Linked DNA regions of Homo sapiens: region 2 is linked to region 1. A link is a loop called in an ENCODE intact Hi-C map of the cell type or tissue named here. Cell type or tissue: heart left ventricle. All regions are shown on one strand. Each heading gives the region's core, and the rest is flanking DNA. Links, peaks and the distances in the headings are about the cores only. Region 1 has its middle 94 kb from the start of ACTL7B. Region 2 holds the start of LOC105376212 (a long non-coding RNA gene).

Region 1 (2,922 bases), core at 236-2,735:
TTGTATTTTTAGTAGAGACGGGGTTTCACCATGTTAGCCAGGATGGTCTTGATCTTCTGACCTCGCGTTCCGCCCGCATCCGCCTCCCAAAGTGCTGGGATTACAGGCGTGAGCCACCGTGCCTGGCCTATCATTACTCATTTATTACAGACAAGGGAATGAAGCTTAGGCACAGTCACTGCCCAGCCCAAAGTCACCCAGTTAGTATGATTTTGAATCAGAATTTGAACCCAGATCTAACACCGAAGTTCACACCCTTAACCTCTACATTATGTGAATAAAAGATGTGGAGCTACTGGTTAAATATTTGGAAAAATATGTCACACATAGAGTTAAATGTGAAAGATGAAAATGTAACAAAACCTTAGCTTTAAGGATTTTTTAGTGTTGTTTTCCTTAGAAGAAGCTAAAAGGTAAAGAAAAAAACCCAAGAATAATAATAAAAGAAAGAAATGGAATAAAGGGATTTTTAAAAATTTGAAGCCATATAAGCTTCATTTTCTATTTTTAAATAGTTATACATTTCAAAATTAGCTAAATCTATAAATTAGAATTTCAGATATCAAAGATGAAGAATATTTAAGTAATTGAGAAACTATTCACAGTATAGGTGGAAAAAGGCAGTTTGCAAAATAGTGTGTAAAGTATGATATTATTTCTATAGAAATGTATTTATATACATCAATAAAAGAAAAAAATCCCTACCACATAAATTCTATGTATGTAAAAGGCCAGCATGTGAAGAAATCTGTGACTGTTTTTCTCTCTTGTGGGACAGTTTGCTGCCAGTGCCAAGCAGAAAATGGCAACCTGGTACCTTGCAAAAATAGATGCCCGCATCTTCTTTGGCCACAGTCATTTCTTAACCTGCCAGTTCTATCAACAAGCCAAAATAACAGGCTGACTTTCGCTGTGTAGAGTTCCCATAGGATCCTGTATCTTCCTTGACCTGACAAGTCAACCCCTGTAAAAGACAAATTGGAAGGCTTGTTAACTCTCTTTTGACTCTGCCTTGACTTGGAGCGTTTGAAGGTTTAGGCTGGTTAATGATGTCTGTTTTTTTTTTTTTTTTTTACAGCGATTCAACCCAGGGCCTCATTTCTTACATAAGTGTCAGGCTGGAAGCAGGCGGTTCTTCAAGTTGGCCTCACTAACAATGTAGTGGCCTACGCACCAGCCCCCTGCTTCCCCGGGCCTGGGTGCTGAGTCAGGGATGCTCCGGGGTTCGGGAGGACTGGGATCCCGGAGCACATGAACTGGACTCCTTTTGCAAACAGCACTTAGGACTTTGCGTTCTGGTTATTTAATATGAGTCTTCCTGCCCAGTTAAAATATGTGAACGCGGTAAGATCAAACGGCCCAACAGTTCTGGATCTTATTCACCTCTGTATCCTCAACACTCTGTACTCAGTGTGATGTTGGGGAGGGAGCTCTGAACAGGGAATTCCACAAATCTTGGTTGGAATCCTTTCCACCGTAAGTCTGGGCAAGTGATGGAAGCTTTTTGAGCTTTTCTTTCATTGTCTATAAAATGGGTCTAATGAGAGTCACCTAGTGTGAGCATTAATGATACTAATTATGCAATGGCACATAGCCCAGAGCCTGGTCTAAAGGAAGCTCTCAGTTGATATGGACTGATCATGTCCCGGTGAACCTTGGGGCAGGGCCGATGGTTCCAAGTGGGAGAGGAAGCCTCCCCAGCAGTAATCCAGATATGCCACTAGGAGGCGTGCGAGTTCCATAATTGATTTATCCCCCCTCTCGGTATTAAAAGCCAGTCTTGGCCCAATTCAATCTCTGTAACTTTAACTTATTATTTAAGAGTGATAAATGGCCTGCTCCTGCATTCCTTTTCCATTCAAATCACTGTCATTAAGATTAAGACAGTGTAGCCGGCTAGTGAAGAGTTGGCACCTTTTTGTTTATTTCTTGCTGCTCTCCACGTGGGGTACCAGCTCCTTGTGAGCTGAGTACCTAAAGCTTGGCCTTCACTTTGTTCTGTGTATGCTCAACACACTTGGCTGACAGCATGTGTCTTGGGTCTTGATCCGAAGGTTTGGATTATTTGTGGGAAGGAAAGTGAAACCAATCGTGATGGATTCTATTTTATGCAACAAAAGACAGCCATCTGTAGCCCCCAAATGGGCCATGGATCCTTCTTTCTCCTGTCTTAGAAGAAGCATGCTTGGCTCCATTTTTGTTTATTGTTTCTGCCATGTTCCCTTCCAGTCCAGAGATTAGTGCACTTCCAGGCCAGAGAGCTGGGTTTGAGCCTCAGTGGGGCCTCTAGTCTCACAGATAGTTAGATTAGAATGAACCTCAGTGGAGGAGTGAGTTCACCCTTCCCTCAGATGGGCAGTCTGAGGGCCAGAGTCAGGCTAGGATCTTGAACTTCAGCTGCTTTATGGGTAGAATAAGAGTACTGGGCTGGGTATTTCCAATATCTTTCCAGCGTGGACATTTTTTCACTTTCATATCCAGATGCCATGCTCATAAGCCTAATTCTCCAGCTCACCTGAATTGTGTGAATTCCATTTATGAAGAGCAGACAGAGATGTTGTAAACATGAGTGTCACTGCGATTTATGAGTGTTGTGGCAGCCTAGCCCTAGGAGCCATGCTGGGGCTTTCTCAAAGTAGACATTACGCCTTGGAACAAGCTGTTCTGATGAGCAACACAAGGACACATCAGAGGCTCCACAACTTTCAATTGGCTTTAGAGCCTGTGATTCTCCTTTTTTACAGTCCTGTGACATTGAGACAGTATTAGCATTTACTTCCATTTGCTAAGGGCAGGACAACATGCCATGAGAAGGTACTGGTATTCTCATGGAAGCCAGTGACCAAGCTAAAGGAGAGTTGTCAGGTATTTGATGTTGATTGCAGCAAGAATATGGAGGAAAGAGCCCATGACTTGGGGCAG
Region 2 (2,922 bases), core at 187-2,686, 480 kb after region 1:
GTTTTTGCATTAGTAAACAGAGTCTTGGCCTTCACCTAACAGATTTACTGAGGTATGACTTCAGGCCTCATGGTTGGCCCTTTGATTTATGTGTTTCATGGACAAACTGCTATTGTGTAGGAGCCCTCTGAAAGCTTCAAAAAGGTAATTAAGGGTGAGACATTTCTCAGTTCATTTACAAAGTACTCACTCATTCCCAAAAGCCAGCGTCAGGAGGGCTCAAGTGATTTCAGTCAAACTTCTCCCAACCAAAGCCCCACTTTCTATGACAGAGTTACAAATGCTTTTAGCTCCATTTTGCCTACATTCTAGAGGACTTCTTGGCAGGGTCCATAAAGCGTGTTTTCATATTCTTTGGATTTCATCTTCGTAGCACGGCCTTATGGAAAAACATCACATTCCAAGTGCGACTGGGAAATTTCATTCACCGTAGTGGTTGCCAATAACATGTGGGGAGTTTATGGGCCCTCCAGCAAGCTGATCAGCTCCAAACAAAATGTGTTCACTGCAATTTCAGCTGATTCATTTCCATAAGATGCAAGACGATGCTATTTACTAGATATCTTAAGACCAATTTAAGTCTCTAAACTATGGTGGAATTAAATATACACTAGTTTTTAGCTCAATACTATATCATTAGAGTCTTAACAGGGAACAAAATGGTACACTCAAAAGGGGTTAGCTGAATATAATTTCATAAAGACAGGATCTACAGACACATAAGCAATGTTAAAAGAATCAACAAGGAATGGTTAGACATCCAGGAATCGTCAATAGCAGGAAGGTCTTATTGTCCCAGGCAGAAAAGCCAGAGATAGAACTTGAATGCTGGAGCCTTGGAACAAGCATGGCGTAATAGACCTAGAGTGGTAGAATTGCAGCCACAGCTCGGTGCAAGGCTGGGAGTATACGGAAGAATAAATACCTCAATCTCTTTCTCTGCTTTTACCTTCTGATCACTTGCTGGCACTTCTCTTTGGCGAAGCCCAACCAAAAACCAGAGGGCAGGGAGATTTGTGATACTCACTATACAGGTCAGTCTCCTGGGCATCTGTGGCAGATAGAAGAGAAGGTAAGAGACTTGTCTTGGGGGAAAGGGAGTGGTCTGACAAATGGAAAATAATCAGATGGCCTAAACCGACTGATTTCAGATTTACTCCAAGACACAGAATGGCAGAATGAACATAGGTTTTGACGTCAGAAAGATCTAGATTCAAATTCCACCTCCTAGTGGTGAGAAGCTGGTATCTTTTTGGAGAAAACCTGTTGAACAGCTTCAGGAGAAATCCAACTTACCTCTCTGAGTTTCAGTTTCCTCACCCAGTTAACTAGAAATAATAACGACCTGCCTAATTGAGTTACTGGGAATATTAGATAAGTTAACCAAGGAAAAGAGCCTGACAAAAAAAATTTGACACATGAAATGTGCGTGATATTTGTTGGTTTCCTTCCCCGTTCGCTCTTTCCATCTGGTACTCCTATAGGGTAAGCTGCCTGCCATGTTGAGGTGAAAGAACCAGTCTGACCTTTTTTTTTTATTATTATTATGGGGTTTCTGTGGGGAATCCCCTGTTGACTCACACCTACAGTGATGGGTGGGACTGTCTCATTCATGAAATCTTGTTTACTGTGGTCCCCCTGTCAGGAGAGAACCAACCATTTTGCTGGTGTAACTCCACTGAAGAAAACCTATTGGGACATTTTCAGGAGAACAGTTTTCTCTCTCTGTGGGGACACCGGTTCTGAAGTAGCTGTTCTCTTCATTGTTGTACAAGTCTTCACCATTTCTTTAGCAAGTTTCATTCCTCCTTCATAAGCCGATGCTCAGAAAACTTGCCCTTCCTTCTTGGGTGTATTAGCTGTTGACAAGGTATGTCAGCATATTCCAGGTCTGCTTTTGCAAAAACTTGACCAATTCAGTTCCTGATAGGCCGTGTCCTTTCTACCTGAAGCCACCAGGGAGGTTTTTATTTGTCGTTGTTGTTTGCTAGTTTTGGAACAGGTATGACTTTTGACTGGACCCTTGGAAATGGTACCGGTGATTGAAAAAATAAAAAGCCACATTAGTCATTCATTTAACTACTCTGATTCAAACTAGCACTTATATGCTAGGCGTATTCCTAATTCTCACCACCATCCTGTCTTATTTTAAGTTGAGGAAATTGAGCCTCAGATAGATGGGACAACATGTCTAGGTACTAAGAGGCAGAACTGGGCTAAAGACCATAGGTCTACATGAATCAAAACACAGGATTTTCTTTATTTTTAAGATGGTTAATGAGTAATGAGAGTCAATTGAAAAATTTTCATCCAGCCCTGATCATTTAAAAATAAAAATCACAAGCCTGTGAGTTTTCCTCAATGACAAGGGATAAGTCTTATTCATCTCTCTCTTCCCACTGCTGACCACTGCTCCTGTCATAACATAGGTGACTGATTAATGTTTGTTGAATAAAAAAATGATTGACCAAATGAATCATCGATACAAGATGTATTTGTCTCCACACAGCATTTTTCTAATGCATATTTATATTTTATTTGACAGTGTTTGCAAATTGCATAATATTCCCCTTCAGCACAACTTGTAGAGTGGAAATGCTTCCATATGCTAGATGTTTCCCTTCATTTGACTGAAGGGGAAACAAAGACTAAGAAAAACATCACATAGTGGCTAAGTACCCATATAAACACAAGTTATAGCATGTACTGTTCACAGATGGTATATTTTGAAAGGGAGATTTTGCAGAAGTTATTAAAGTAGACATTAAATTTGGATTAATATGGGTTGGAAAATGTTCTTTCTCAGCTAAATATAGTTTTATATGAATACACTATGTTGTAGGAGGTAGAACAGTGAGGAAGAAGAGCATGGGCTCTGGAGCAGCTTCCTATATTCACATCTAGGCACTTTTACTTCATAGC

The links. A loop is a pair of places that touch in the nucleus more often than their neighbours do. Peaks named below come from ENCODE experiments on the same cell type or tissue, not always from the same donor. Only the 100,000 strongest peaks of a DNase experiment are listed, where the experiment ranks them.
Region 2: it touches region 1 in a loop (2.9-fold over the local background); 7 of 110 quality-filtered maps call a loop at or near these places.

Annotation. Positions count from the first base shown.
Region 1 is chr9:108,760,778-108,763,699 of GRCh38, reverse strand. No RefSeq gene overlaps it. Among named protein-coding and RNA genes, the nearest start is that of ACTL7B, 94 kb to the left of the region's middle. In heart left ventricle, for the core only: a CTCF peak has its summit at 1,722; a DNase peak (open chromatin) is centred at 1,689.
Region 2 is chr9:108,281,383-108,284,304 of GRCh38, reverse strand. All of the region lies in intron 4 of LOC105376214 (a long non-coding RNA gene), which reads left to right. LOC105376212 (a long non-coding RNA gene) reads left to right here and starts at 1,573. Exons shown (of 3, transcript XR_930235.3): 1 at 1,573-2,922. RefSeq lists an enhancer at 530-1,729. In heart left ventricle, for the core only: a CTCF peak has its summit at 1,272 (motif pointing left); no DNase peak of the experiment used is centred there.